Linked DNA regions of Mus musculus: region 1 is linked to region 2. A link is a loop called in an ENCODE intact Hi-C map of the cell type or tissue named here. Cell type or tissue: left cerebral cortex. All regions are shown on one strand.

What was found. Hi-C counts contacts between places; a loop is a spot of excess contacts. Peaks named below come from ENCODE experiments on the same cell type or tissue, not always from the same donor. Only the 100,000 strongest peaks of a DNase experiment are listed, where the experiment ranks them.
Region 1: a loop joins it to region 2, with 7 times the contacts of the local background. A loop is called at or near these places in 4 of 42 quality-filtered maps.

What each region holds. Positions count from the first base shown.
Region 1 is chr5:69,612,666-69,620,665 of GRCm38, reverse strand. No RefSeq gene overlaps it. Among named protein-coding and RNA genes, the nearest start is that of Gnpda2, 24 kb to the right of the region's middle. In left cerebral cortex, a CTCF peak has its summit at 7,265 (motif pointing left); a DNase peak (open chromatin) is centred at 7,251.
Region 2 is chr5:71,089,344-71,097,343 of GRCm38, reverse strand. It overlaps Gabra2 (gamma-aminobutyric acid (GABA) A receptor, subunit alpha 2), which reads left to right and starts at 1,495. Exons shown (of 10, transcript NM_008066.4): 1 at 1,495-1,769; 2 at 2,726-2,812; 3 at 5,257-5,372. The coding sequence starts at 2,742. In left cerebral cortex, CTCF peaks have their summits at 1,023, 1,251, 3,329 (motif pointing right) and 4,713; DNase peaks (open chromatin) are centred at 3,302, 4,091, 4,667, 5,228 and 6 more places; H3K4me3 peaks cover 4,948 bases; H3K27ac peaks cover 3,663 bases.

The DNA.
Region 1 (8,000 bases), 1.5 Mb after region 2:
AAAGGTCACTTTAGCGCTGTGAAGGCTGTGCTTTCAAGTCCATCAGAAAGTATTAATTCAAGTTCAGGAAGAATAGTCTCTTTCTTTAAAAATACACCAAAAAAGCTACAAAGCAGGAAATGTAACGTTTTCAATCTTAAGATTTTAAAGCATTTGTCCCCTCATCAGTAGGAGTCCACTAATTGTGGAGAACGACGTGACAAGAATCACCATTTCTTGTCATAAATACTGCTTTGGTGAGCCAGAAACATTGAATTCAAAGGGAGATAAATGGTAGGAGATGTAGCAACATAATCAGATAGAAGAATGACTAGGAAGCAAACCTGGAAAAGCTTTGGGAAGATGCGGATCCCAGCATTTGATAGGAATGTTGGGATGTTTGTCACAGGACATCTGTGCAACTGGTATCATGCTTTCAGCTTACAGGTTAGCTCAGGGCTGCGTACAGAGACCCAGTAGCATAGCCAAGAAATCATTCCCTCAGGGGCTAGAATCAGAAGGAGGAATGCAGGGGCAGTGGGCAGGAAATCACATCTCAGAATGCACACACAAGAACATGCAGTAGGCAGGGATTAGGTGAAAAGTATATAATTTTATTGAGAGTCTCCTAGCAAAAACCACCTCTGGTGGCTTGTGAATTTAGGTGATATGTCCTCCTGTATATCCTTTTTTGCCACATTCGAGAAGATAATTATAGTAATAGCAATTGTCCAGGAAGGATCATGTTCATTCAAAACTGCTTCAAATAATCTTATGATAGGCCCCTGTGTGCAGTTAAATAGTAACAATAGCAAGCTACAGACTAGAAGAATGCCTCCTGGAACTGAGAGCACTAGATAGAAATGACCCTGGGACAGACAATTCACTGCAATAAATATTTACACGCAAGAAATGCAGAGAAAAGATATACTGTGGGATCCACTATGATACTACACTACATTTTTTTCCTCTGTTGGGGGTGAGTACTAGGAGAGGGCAAGATGAGTGGATTGAGGTGCATGGTGGGAAATGCACAAAGAACCAATTAAAATTTAAAAAAAGAAAGAGAAAAAAAATTCACCAACCCCTACCCCCACCCCCCAATGCTTGAGATTGATCATATGATGCAACGGGCTATGAGAAATTAGATCAGGAATTCAAGGCAAACCTGGGAGCAGGACCTGAAACCGAGGCCATGGAGAAGAACCGTTTATTGGCTTTCTCCTCATAGGTTGATCAGCAATTCTGGGGTGGACCCAGAACCACTTTCCTAGAGATGTCACTACCAGAAGTAGGCATTCCCTCAACAATCATCAGTCAAGACAGCTCCCACAGGCTTGCCCCAGTCCAGTCTGGTAGGGATATTTTCTGTCCTTGTTCATGATGTATATAGCTCTCACTCTATTATCAGGTGCATATGGTTTTATGGACCTAATCATATGCATATGATTGAATGCCGTCTTGGTTAATCTTTCCTTTTATCTCCAGGAAATCATACACAAAAACACGGTCCTATTTCTAAGAGGAAGTTGTCTTGAGATGCATTTTGTATTGTTTTAATATATTCACATCAGCTATCAGTTCTTATCAGTTGTATAATGTAGATTTTCTTATCCTTACACTTTAACCTCATGACATCACATTTTTACAATAAGCAAATTATGTATAAACAACACATCATTGAAACTTGGCTTTTTTATTTATTTTTAAACCAGCAGCACAATCTCCACTTTTAAATTGGAATATTAGGTCTATTTTCCTTAAATAGCATAATTAACACTAAGCATGTAATTATTCAGATTTGCTTTAGACGAATAATTGCAAAGGTTAATTCTGATGACATCCTTCTTATAGGTAGTGTTTGTACCTTATGAAAAATTATAGCTTTGCCAATACAGGACTCTGTCAACCTCCTTTTGCTTGTTTTGCTACTACAAACCTATAATTTAAGGGTTTTATATCTATGTATGTCATAGTCTTCACAACCCACATATATAATCCATACATCCTTTATGATTTTAGGTTCCTCAGTTTTACCTGCAGTTGACTGAGCTCTAATAATCGTAAGGTTAAAATGTGAAAATGTGTCTATTGATTGAGGTTTTGAATCAACTTCATGTAAATTGATGGGATTGTTCACAAGGATCTGGGGAAACATGGTATTTCCAAATGGCTCTAGCTTGTGTCAAATTGATGAAAATCTACCCAGCAAAATAGGTTTTTTCCTAGATTCTTCATATGTTCACCATCATTTAATTTAAATCCTTCACAATAGACACACACACACACACGTACACACACACCAATTTAAAATTCAGTCTTTGATACTAACATTCGAGTCGTCTTAAGCATGTTTTTTCCTGTTACCTACTTTTGCTTTTATCTGTGAGTCCAGTTTTCCTTTATTCATTTCACAACGATAGTACTTTGTTAACATTCACACACTGTCAATCATGTACAATTATGGGCCATAGCATCCTTTTGCAGGTTAGTGTTTTCCTGGGGGGATTTAAGCAAATGCCCATTCATTCCAGACAGCACACTGGTTAGAAACTTAACCAACACCTCTACCCAGGTCTAGCTTAGTGAACCGGTGAATTTACTTGAGCCGTTTTCTACACTGTTGTTGGAAGTTTCCTTTCAGAAGTATGGGTCACTCAAAGGTAACTGCCTCAGCAAGAGCCCACTCCAACATTGGTGGTAAACAATGAAGTCTGCATCCGCTAGTTCTCTGTACATCTCTGAAGCTGTTCTCAGTCTGACTCATCTCAGCCGCTGTACACTCACTGCATCTTTCAAGACCTTGAGGAGGAGCCTTAAGAGTCTTGTACCTTCCAAGCTTCCTGACATTAACAAGTTTCAGTAACCTTCCAAGACCTGTGCATCTCCTTCTAGGAAAGAATGGTTAAATTGTCTTGAACTTGTGTGGTTTTCATTCTATAATTTTCTAGACAGGGACTTACTTTGGCCTTCATCTTAGGATGAACGTTTAGTCCTGAGGATACTACCATTATTTCCATGTCATAGTCCTTCTGAGCTTTCAATTAAGTATCCCCATTAGAAAGATTTAAATGTCAATTCTGACAACATTATGGTGTGCAGGAAATCTTCGCAGCTTAGCACTTTAGAGTGCAAACTGATTTGCTCCTATGTGCTCATTAGACATTCGCCTATGCATGCATAGTTTGATTTATTCATGAATGTGAGAGAAATTTTATGGAGTTTTGGGGCTTGCCTATTTTTAAAGAGACAGTCTTCTTAATTTCTAGTTGTCTGGGAGTGTTGGACATTGAATTTAAAGTTTTAAATTATTACAACTATGAGTTTCTGCTTTAGTTTTATTCCTTGCATAATACAACTTAATTTTAAAATGATAGATATGAGAGTTAATATCAGATTCATCTAAATAACTTTTATTGCAAGGTGCCAAAATAATACTGAACATGTAAAAGTAAAAGAAGTCATCTAAGAATGATTCTTATTTAGTCCAAAGATGACTTATTTCAAAGAGCAGACTACAGAATTGAAAAGAAAACAGAATATCTAAAACAATCCTGAATAATGAAATAACTGCTGGAGTTATTGCCATCCCATATTTCAAGTAGTATTACAGAGCTTTCATAATAAACAGCATGTTGCTGACACTAAAACAGATATATTGATCAATAGAATCAAATTGAAAATGCTGACATAATTCCACCATCTAAACACAACAGGTTTTTTGTTTGGTTGGTTGGGTTTTGTTGTTGTTGTTGTTTGTTTGTTTTGACAAAGAAGTCAAAATTATGTACTGGAGAAAAGACATCATATTCAAGCAATATTTCTGGTCAAACTAGTTAGGAGTGTGTAGAATAATTAAAACAGGCCCTTGTCTATCTATTGGCACAATCCTCAATTCTGAATGCATCAAAGAACTCAGCATAAGACCAGATACTCTGAATCTAATAGAAGAGAAAGTAGAGGAATAGGCTTGAATTTATAGGCACAGGGAAGCATAGGCCTTAAGATAAACAGTTAAAAACTGGAATTTCATGAAACTCAAACGCTTAAATGGCAAAGGACATTGTCATTTGGACAAAGCTGCTCCCTAATAAATTGAAAAGGATCTTTACCAATTACACATCTGATATAGGGTTAGTATATAGAATATATAAAGAATTTAAAATACTACTAAATATCAAGAAAACAAACAACTTAATTAAAAATTAGGTACATAGAGTCCATAAAGATAAAACACAAATGGCTGAGAAAAAGTTTTTAAAATGTTCAACTTCTTACTCATCTGGGAAGTAAAAATAAAAATTACTTTGGGATTTCAAATTACCAAAGTCAGAGTGGCAATTTCAATAAAACAAATGACAAAACATACTGGCAAGAATGTGGACTATAGAGGAACTTTAATCTAGAAGCATGGCTACTCTGGCAAGTGATCATATCCAAAGGCTTAGGTCTGTGTGCTCCAGCTGGAATACAAACACTGAGTACATAATTTTCATCACTCTGGCTAGAATACAGACAGACCCTTTACCAAACAAGGTAAAGTTAGTTCATAGAAATAGCCATCTATGTTTGAAAGTGACATCTAATTGAGGAGTAGACAATGTGACAAATCAGAGAAAGTTTTGACAGAATGAGTCAGAAATAAGATAGGCCGATGTCTCATGAAAACAGACAGAAAAGTAAAGCAACTTAAGAGAGCAGGAAAGAGACAGAGAGAGAGAGAGAGAGAGAGAGAGAGAGAGAGAGAGAGAGAAAGAGAGAGAGAGAGAGAAGAAGAAGAAGAAGAAGAAGAAGAAGAAGAAGAAGAAGAAGAAGAAGAAGAAGAAGAAGAAGCAGCAGGAGGAGGAGGAGGAAGACAGAGACAGAGACAGAAATAGAGATAGAGAAGAAAGAAGAGAGGAGGCAGTTTTACAGGGACAATTTAACAGAGACACAGCTGAAGACAGAAGGAGCTAGAGAATAAGAAGGAGCCAGAAGGTTAGAAGAAATGGCCAGCATTTGGAGGCTGATTATGGGATAGATCCCTGGATATGGCAGTCTCTAGATGGCCCATCCTTTTGTCTCTGCTCCAAACTTTGTCTCTGTAACTCCTTCCATGGGTGTTTTGTTCCCAATTCTAAGAAGGGGCAAAGTGTCCACACTTTGGTCTTCATTCTTCTTGAGTTTCATAAATTGTATCTTATATCTTGGGTATTCTAAGTTTCTGGGTTAATATTCACTTATCAGTGAGTACATATCATTTGAGTTCTTTTGTGATTGGGTTACCTCACTCAGGATGATGCCATCCAGGTCCAACCATTTGCCTAGGAATTTCATAAATTCATTCTTTTTAATAGCTGAGTAGTTAGTACTCCATTGTGTATATGTACCACATTTTTTGTATCCCATAATCAGCCTCCAAACGCTGACACCATTGCATACACTTGCAAGATTTTGCTGAAAGGACCCAGATATAGCTGTCTCTTGTGAGACTATGCCAGGGCCTAGCAAACACAGAAGTTGATGCTCACAGTCAGCTATTGGATGGATCACAGGGCCCCCAATGGAGGAGCTAGAGAAAGCACCCAAGGAGCTAAAGGGATCTGCAACCCTATAGGTGGAACAACAATATGAACTATGAACTAACCAGAACCCTGGAGCTCTTGTCTCTAGCTGCATATGTATCAAAAGATGGCCTAGTCGGCCATCACTGGAAAGAGAGGCCCATTGGATTTGCAAACTTTATATGCCCCAGTACAGGGGAATGCCAGGGCCAAAAAGTGGGAGTGGGTGGGTAGGGGAGTGGTGGGGGAGGGTATGGGGGATCTTTGGAATAGCATTGGAAATATAAATGAGGAAAATACCTAATAAAAAATATTAACAAAAAGAAGAAGAAGAAGGAGAAGAAGAAGAAGAAGAGGAAGAGGAAGAGGAAGAGGAAGAGGAAGAGGAAGAGGAAGAAGAAGAAGAAGAAGAAGAAGAAGAAGAAGAAGAAGAAGAAGAAGAAGAAGAAGAAGAAGAAGAAGAAGAAGAAGAAGAAGAAATAGCCAGAGTTTGTTTGAAGTCAAGCAGAGCAATTCAGTGAGAAGCCAAGAGAAGCTAGTTTGAATCAGTCAGTTTGGGGAAGAGTTTGAGCCAGAATAGGTGAGTTGAACCAGCCAGCTAGAGTTCAGAAAGAACTAGAAGGGGGCAAGCTATTCAGCTGCAAACCTTTGGAACAACAGTTACATCTGGTGAATAAAAGTTACATTTACAGTGGGTAAACAAAATTGCTTGTTCATTGCTTGTGGAAGTATGAACTTGCAGAGACATCATCTAAATCAAAATGCTGATTCCCCAGGAAGCTGAATATTAATAAACCTACATCTCATATACTATTCTTAGGCATGTACACAAAGGATTTAGTGTTCTACTACAGAGAGAATGGTGCATCCATGTTCATTGTTGCTCTATTTATAATAGTCAGATTTGGAAACAGCCTACATGTCCACCAACTGATGAACAGATAATAAAGTTGCTAGGTAGGAATCCTTATAGATTGATCAGTGCTAAATAGTAAATGAGGGACCATTGACATAATTCACAAAGCAACTGATTTAAAAACAGGTACATTTGATCTAAAATGTTGCAAGGACTTAAAGGTATGATTCCTAACTTTGCCTGATGTCACCCAGTAAAGAATTCTTACTGGCAACAGTTAACTCTTTTCCTTCTCGTACATCTCAAGAACAATCATACAAGTATTCTTTTGTTGTGGATTTCGTGATTCAAGTCTATCTGAGAGATCAAAGGATAAAGGTGGCTACGTTCTCATCCAACAGAACTTCAGAATCTGATGGACACTCGTAGAAAGAGAATCCAAGAAGAGGCTAACAGAATCATGGAGCAGGCCATATTCATTTAACAAAGTAAAAATAATCTTGACTGTAGGGGCTGGATCTGTCCTCTAGCCAGGGAGCAACGGAAACAAAGTGCAACCCAAGTGTCCTTCCTTAGCTGAGTCCTCAGACACATTCCATCCAGCTCAATGAAGGTGGTCTCATTCCTTTTTTGCCTTGAAGGGTATCCATCCCCAAATTATTAAAACTCACTAACCCTCCACATACACAGTCACCACTTCCTTACCTTTGTAGAGTCACTTAATTTCCAAGGATGATATATCATTCTCTAGGCACCTCTTTTCTAAATTTAGAATTTTACGGGAGCAATATTTCTTTAACCCAGAAAGCATACATTACAAATTATCCAATTACATCATTTTTAAACAGCCATCGAGTTAAATATAGATCACTAGTGACCTCTAGTGGAGACACTTGTTGGAATCCCTCAAACTGCAAAGATTGAAATGGTGTCAAGACAAAGCTTTGGCTAACAGAAAAATATCACTGATACACAAACACTTTATTAATATAAAGGAAAGTAAACATAATGACCGTCTAATATTTTCTCTGATTTGTTTTTCTAAAATGGATCATTTATAAAAATAAGATGTAGAAACACCATCTCAGTTTCAATTCAATATTACTGTTTAATTTTAAGTAGTGATGTTTATCATTCCACTCTTTGTAAAATATGTCAAAGATGATATAGCTTATGAGCATAAATTGAGAATACTTAATATTCAGAATTTAATTATATTTATGTATATTTTCAGATTAACCTGTGAATTTTAAGAGAGACCAGAGCAGTGATCATTTGTTTTCTAAACAAGTGCTTCCAGGGACTGGAGAGATGGTTCAGTGGTTAAGACTGCTGACTGCTCTCCCAGAGGAATGGGGTTTAATTCCCAGCACTCACAAGGTAGCTCACAACGGCCTGTAACTCCAGGTCTAGGGGGTACAACACCCTCACACAGACATGCAGGCAGGCAAAATACTAATGCACATAAAATAAATGTTTCCACTTTAGGAGGTTATAGAGAAAGTGGGGAGAACCTATAATACTATTCAGTACACTCTAATACATAAGCAAGAAAACTTCAGGTTTTCAATTCTTATTGATTTTAGAAAATAGCTATACCTTTTGCATGTATAAACCTATAA
Region 2 (8,000 bases):
TAAAAGGAACAGCCTGAAATATTTCTATTGTAAGTGTCTTCCTCTCTTCCCATAATCTTCAAAGGAAAGCTAAAATTTACTGTAGATTAGCACTGCCCGTTAGGAAAACTGCATCATCTAGTAAAAAAAAAATCTTGTGTGTGTGTGTGTGTGTGTGTGTGTGTGTGTGTGTGTGTGTGTGTGCTCAACTACCAAATGGTACATATTGACTCTGAATGTAAAATAACAGAGTCGTACAAGCTTAGGACACTCTCCCTTTTCTCCTTTTATAGTGTCTCACATTTATGAAAACTTCTGAGAAAAAAAGATAAAGAGCGGCTCTGGTTTGCCTGAGTAGAATGTTCCTAAGATTCAGTTTCCTGCACAGTACAAAAAGGAATGCATCTTTCTTTTCTTTTTCATTGGTTTCCTTTTTCTTTTTCTGTTCATGTTGCACGGTTCGATTTTATCGCCCCAGATAAAGCGGAAGGAAACATCAGACAGATCAAACACAGAATTCTCAAAGTGTATGATAGGTTTGGAATTACAAGTCCCTGCCAAGAAAAAGCCCTAAAGGGGGGAAAACCTCAAACTGCTCCATCTCGTTCCTGTCTGCAATGGAAAGAAGGCAGCAGGTTCCTTAGCTCAGGGCTAACATAAACTTTTTATAGCTCTTAGACTGAATCTTGAGCACCAGGTAAGGAGAATGCCTGGACAAAGAGATTAGGGTAAAGCATTGCTGAAAGAAAGCAGGGGGTTTTCCTGAAGGGTAAGGTCAGCATAGGGCCCTCACTGATCCGCTTTGGGCAAGTCTCCAGACCTCCTAGCTTGAGGGGAAACTGGTCCTAATTATGGGAGCGCTGAGCAAAGAGAGGTACATCCAGAGGGCTAAGGAAATCAAAGAAACTTCCTGCTGTGTAATTCCACGTAACGTGCGTTTAACATGGTCCTGCGTGGATGCGCTGATGACTAAGTAAAGGCGTGATTAGCCCCTTCGCCCTCCAGTGGGAGCCATACATCGTTACCTCTTCCAGGCAACCACGTCGCTCCACTAGGGATGATGTCGGGGGACGAGCGGCAGGGAGCCGCCCGTGGGACCTAGGGCCTCACAAACACACACCATTCACAGTTCAGCACCCACACTCACCAGCAGCCGCCCCCTAACCCTTACACCAGGAAGCTCACTGCCTCCAGCTCCAGGCAGGGTGTGGGCTCCACTCCTCCAGCGCGGTGTGGGCGCGGGCAGCGGCGCTCCCAGGCGCACTGTGGTGCCCCGCGCTACCCCGGCTGTGCTGCCCCAGGTGCCCAGAGGGCGGCGGTGGCTTGGCCAGGATTGGGGTGGGGGATAAGGGGTCCCCTATTCCCTGGAACCTTCTTAATCCTCTTCCTTGGGCTAGCTCCTCCTCCTCCAGGCGCGGGGCTCGTGCCCGCTGCTGCCTGCCTGCGCGCATCGCGCCTCCGCGCCCCCACCCCGGCTCCTGCGATCGCTACTCCCTCCTCCTCTTCCTCCTCCTCCTCCTCCGCCCATCACCGCCACTACGGACGCCTTCGCCGCCTACTCCTCGCGCGGCCACGACTCCTCAAGCTCTCTGCTACAGCTTCCACCGGCCCATCCATTCGTTTGCTGCCTGGTCTTTAGGCTGCTGCAGTCTCTCTCTCTCTCTCTCTCTCTCTCTCTCTCTCTCTCTCTCTCTCTCTCTCTCTCTCTCTCTCTCTCTCTCTCAAGTTTCTGTGGAAACAGATTCAAAGCCACTGGAGGAAAACATCTACTACTTCTACTAGCTGTTCAGGTAGGGTCGCAGACGTTGGTGGCAGCGGGGGTAACCTTTGCTCATTCCCCTCTGCTTCGCCAGCATGCCACCCCCACCCCACCAACCCACTCCACTCTTCATGCTCCTTCGACACGGAGGCTCAGGTTCTCCTAGTCTCTCCATCCTCCAAGATCGAATTCCAATGTCCCTCCCCAGAAACGTATATTCGCAACTACAATAAAAATCCAAGAGCCAGTCCGGCGGCTGCACGCTGGCCCGGCTCTTTTACAGTCTCCAACTTTGCACACACTGGCAGCGCTGCCTGCCTGCTCAGCGGCGTCTGATCCGGAGCCTCACGCTCCTTTGGTAGTCTTGGCTCAGAGCAGCTGTCAAATGCATAGTTCGCAGCACTTGATTTCCACCCTGCTGCCTCTTGAACATGGACGTGGGCAAATGTGAAAGGGCAGGGCGAATGATTTGGATTTGATTTTCTATTTTTTTTTTTTTTTGAGGGTGTGATGGTGGTTGTTGTTGAGTAAAGTGAAGACGTGAGTACCACAATTAACTGTAAGGAAAAGATAGAAATGAAAAAGTAGCCTGCTTGCTGCCAGCTTTTTCCTGCTGTCGTTGCGGAGGTGATCTTCCTTGAGAGGGTGAGGCGTGGAGTATCCATCTCCCCACCTCTTTCGCACACACTCCTCCAACCTATTTCTTCATCAGCTACTGTGTCAGTTTAGAGTCCCGGGTTGTCATTTTATGCGTGCATAACGATTTTTTTTTTTTCAGAGGATGGGACTGGGGAAGTTATAGGCAGAGGAAAATGTATTAGTGGTGTAATCTTTCCATTAAAAAAATCCTTTCCCATTGCCTGTCATCCAGTCCTATACCTAGTAGACAGGAGTAACATCCCCTCCTAATTGAAATGAAATTCTTTTGGGTTATTGGCTTGGTAGGATGAGAACAAATTTAATTTAATTTTGTTTTTTCTTCCATAGCTTTGGCAACAAGAAGATGAAGACAAAATTGAGCACATGCAATGTATGGTCTCTGCTGCTTGTTCTTCTGGTGTGGGACCCAGTCAGGTGAAGCATTGTTTTTGATTTCTTCATTCCAGGTCTAGGATGATTTTTAAGTGACACAACTGTATCCACACTCTTTAAAAGACTAGGTATTTTGAGGAATTATCAATTATTTTAGTGGAAATGGATTGTACAGGAAATTGTCGTACTAAGTGTCTGAAACTCTAAAAAGTTTGCTGATTTTTTTTTAAGCAGCCAAACACACACACACACACAACAAAAATGAATGGGATTTTTTTTTTCTATTTGAGGCATTTAATTGAAGAAGCGACTACCCTATCAGGGATATATTAGTTTAAAGAATGCCTGTCGTTAAGGTGTTCATAGTTATACTAAATTCTGGTAAGGAAGCTAAGCCGTCCTTGGAACACACAGAAAAAAAAAAATCAGCTAAATGATTTAAGTGGCAACTTAGGCTTTTTCTTTTCTTTCTGTTTCTTTCTTTGCATTTTGTATTGAGCCACTGGGGCTTCTATAGACAGAGTAGGAAACCTAACTGGTATGTGAGTCTGAGACCTGTAGGTGGAGGCAGCACACAACTAGACAATCACAAACATCGAAACAAAAGCTGATTTATGAGCCAACTTTTCATCTTATTAATTTAGAGATAATTTGTTTTTCAGTTGGTTAATGACCAAAAGAGTGGTTTCTTAAAATGTGTGAATTTTCTTTTGCCTATTATCTACACAGAAATTAGTTTGATTGCTTTAAGTAATATCATTAATTGTCGTTTTCTCTGATTTTTTAAATAAAACCAGCAGTGGGTATATTTCATTGAATGCATGTATAGGGAATGGTTTTAAACCCAAGAAAAATTAAAATACAAATTTTGTTATAATTCTTCTGTAGCTATTACTCTTTAATAATTCCCCTTATGAGTTCTAACAAAATAATGTTTAAGATATTTTGGAACAGAAAAGAAATCTGTTTGGAAATACTTCACTTAACTGGGAAATGCCATCTATGACTAAATATTGACTTTAGAAAGATAATCTGAACTATAACTGAGAAACAAACACCTCAGGTGAAACACTTCAGCTAGACTCTTGTGACTATCTTAGGGACTGGCTTTAAAAATTAGAATGAGAAACTTTTGAAGGTAGAGTATATGAATTGATATTCTTACATAACTTGAAGATGTCCATCTTCATGTCCACACTTCAACACTCCCTCTGTTCTTCAAAATTCCAGCTTGAAGTTTATTGCCAATTTTGGTGTATTATAAGTATTGTTAGCTTCTGGTTCTGCATTCATTTAAATGTAAATGGTCTCTGTCGCTGATGTTTTATATGATATATATTGACTAGAATGGAAGTACACACACTCCCTGACTTTAAAGGCTTAGGCATTCACTTATCAATGAATAAGACCCAAGACCCAGTGCTGACAGCTTAACTAAATATCACTCTACTCATTTTCTGTTCTATATTTGACCCAATAATGTTCATGGCAGTATTTTATTCTATTATATAAATGATTCCTTTTTGGGGACAGTAATTTAAATCTCTGAATCATTCCGAGAAAAAATGGCAATGAGAGGGGACACTCTGTTTTATACATTCAGTTTATTTGACCAAATTGCTGTCACAAAATCAGGTTTCTGGCTTTATGATGGAGAAATCATGAAGAAAAATCACTGCCTCTAAAGCTTTGCTAGGGGTGTTTTAAGACCCCTTTTCTTGCCACAAATTTATCACCAGAGAAAGGCTAACTGGACACTTTTATCTTTATGTAGCCCCTTATTACTTCTCTGAGACCACTCAAAGGACCTGGCCTTCTTAGAGTCTGTGAGGGTGTGTGTTGCTCTTGCCTTCAGACCCCATCTCCATCTCCTGGCTACACTGGAGCTTGGCAACCTGCCAGTGGAGTTCCCCTGATGTCTATATTATGCTTGGCCATTGGGTGGAGGTATATCCCAAGTGAGGAAATTACTTTCATCTAAAACTGTGAAAGACATAAGAGAACAAGAATGCTATGTATAAGAATGACAGGGAATTTTTGTGCCACCAAGATAACAGTTTATTTTCCAATTAATAGTCACAACACTGAAGAATTACTTCAGAAGTTTCTCTAGTTATTTCATTCATCTAATTGCAAAGCAATCTTGTTGATAATGCCTACATATGAGAATCAACAAATATGGTGTGTTCTAAAGAGGAGACATTAAGATTATAGCTCATACAGAATAACAAATGCTAGAAGTCTCAAAGGTGTTACCATTATTCTTTTGATATTTACTGTTTCTTTTTTGAAACAGAATACTTACCTTCCCAGCAAGTTTAGTGCTATTTATAGAGTGAAAAAGAGAAAGAAATGTATGTCACTAATGGCTGAAGGAGCCTTAAATTAAGTTAAATTCAGATCAAGGAGAAAGAGCATTTTGGCGCTTAGCCAAACACTGTATGTACATATATGATATATACAAATGTGTAAAATTATCTGTTTAGGTTGGTGCTGGCTAACATCCAAGAAGATGAGGCTAAAAATAACATCACCATCTTTACAAGAATTCTAGACAGACTTCTGGATGGTTATGATAATCGGCTTAGACCAGGACTGGGAGGTAAAAATAGTTTTCCTTTATTTTAAACCTTCAAAATACAATGGCTTTACAAGTTAAAGGTAAGGTGCTCATCTTAATGCACTCTATGCATGAAGAAATTGTCAAGTCTTTGAAGTCCTACAGAATGAAAAGTAAGAAAAACAAAATAAACATTATAACGTCCCTTTGCACATGTCTAACCTATTTAGCTATATATTGTGTAGAGTGCCCATATTCATATAGGGATGTGTGTGTGTGTGTGTGTGTGTGTGTGTGTGTGTGTGTGTGAACAGTTTTATAGTTAAATTATTGGAAACATCCTGTTTTCTATGCAGAGAATATATATTTGTATTATTTATCTGCTGTGCCTGTGTAGCATCAAATGCTACTAAATTATCACTTTTACAAATGCCTATCTTCAGATCAGCATAGATTACACAATAATCAGAGAAATAAAGATGTTGCAAATATGTAGTGGCTGTAATCCTACTTTACAAAGTTGAAACAGTTGAATTTCAGGCTTCAACAACAATTTTCAAGTAAAAAAAAATGTTTTTTAAATCTAAGAAGTTATCGAAATTAGAGGAGGCTAGTGTGTTAAATGCCAATTAGTGTTCAGGATTGTTAAGTGACACTAAAGTTAGATACAAGTAAGCATAGGGATGGGACTGATAAAAATATCCCAAGCCAAGATATTGTTACTTATGAGTTTTAACAATGTTAAATGCTTGCCTATTTGTACACATATAGATATGTTACTTAAAATGTTAGTTAAAAACTATATATGATAAATATGCCCATGTACACATAATTATTGCAATGCTTAATTGATTCAAAAGTAAGACAAAATTAGCTCAACATTCCATGCCAGGTAGTGATGAGTACAGTTTCTGGTTGTTCCAGCATTAACAACTTTGTAAGGCTTCTCACAGGGTTTCTATTAAGTTGGGCCTGGTGACATACACACCTGTGGTTTCAGCATTTGGGAGATAGAGGTAAATTGTTCAGACATTAAAAGTCTTCCTTAGCTACACAGGGCGTTCCAGCCTGGGGTACCCATGACTTTGTCCAAACTTTATATTAAGTCAATGTGTGGAATTTTATATTAGTAATTAATTTGATAATAGACAGTTGTTAGGTTCTGAGTATCTCCCGAAATTGTACAGTATGTCTTCACAGTGGTAGGAAAACAGTCAAAGAGACCCAACCTGTTAAACAGTATGTCATTTAATTACATTTTGTTTTTCACATTAATTCTTGAGTAGCACATCAAATTTAAAAGAGGATCCAGGGAAGAACAATGTTTCAAAAATGACACAAGTGATACAGTGACAGGTTTTATTTCTAAGAGATTTTTTTTTTAGGAGAAAAAAAAAAGAAGAAGAAGAACATAAAATGGAGCACTGTATTTCCTTAATACTGGATATTTCTAAATAGTTGAAACAGAAATGGCTTGGAAATTATGATAGAAAATGTGCCAATAAACTATTACCACACTCATGTATTCTCTTGTAGAGAAAGAAACAAGTCTAACACAAAATTGTCCTAATCTGTAACGGTGGTTTATGATACGGATTGCACAAGGGCGGCTCGTTTATCTCAAACATAGAACTTTTTATCTTTAAATAAATTGCCTGGTGCAAAATAAGTTGTAAAATGTAACAGCTAGACCTTGAACTTCATTGTTTTTCAGTTCCAAAACAATCTTTGCTTCTGGGTTGCATGGCTGGGTAGAGGAAACTATGTATTTTCTCTTTCAGATATTTTATGATCTCTAATATTTAAATACTATTTCTTATATTAAAAATTCCATTTGCTCACATTTAAATATGAACCCCCACTGTCTTGTCGCTTGGTTTAATGGAATATAGTGTGTCATTTCTTAGGTTACTCTTTTCTTTTCTCCATCCCTTTGTCATGTTCATCTATTAATACTGCGTGATCTAATGACTCTTACCTGACTCTGCTTTACATGTCCCACTCTTTTCTCTTGATCCCACACTTCCGATGGTCCTAATTTGATAGATACCATTGATGGTACTTGATGGAGCATATATAGGTTGAGGGGCAACCTATATCTTCAGCCATGTTCTCCTCCACGCCCTGCCTACTAAGGCGCCAGAGCAGATAAGCCCTGTTACCTCTGATTAAAAGTGTATGCAAAAACACAGTCATAGTGTTGTGAAGGCTATCTTTCTGAAATACTGCTGTTGCAAAAAAATTGTTTTATACAGTAGCCAAAAACGAGTGATACCTAGGGGAAAGTATCAATCTCTTTTTATTTTTAATTAAAATGAACTAAACTTATTTGTTCAAGGATCATAAGCATTGGAATCATAATGGTGTAACCTCCACCTTTGAACTATGTAAATATTCTATTAAACAGAATAAAATATAATAACAACAAAGTGTATGTACTATGTGACTTGACTAGGAATCTTGTATAATACCATAGGCTACATAACATTTCAGCAAATGTTGTTTTCTTCCCCCTCCCCTGTCATAGGATCAAAAACTAAACAAAATAAAACAAACACATTCAAAAGAAAACCAAGTTTCCTGCAGTCTGCTTCTCGGGGAATATTTTCTGTGTTAAGTCACTTGCCATCTATCTGGCACCTCAGACTTCACTATTTTCTTTTGACAATC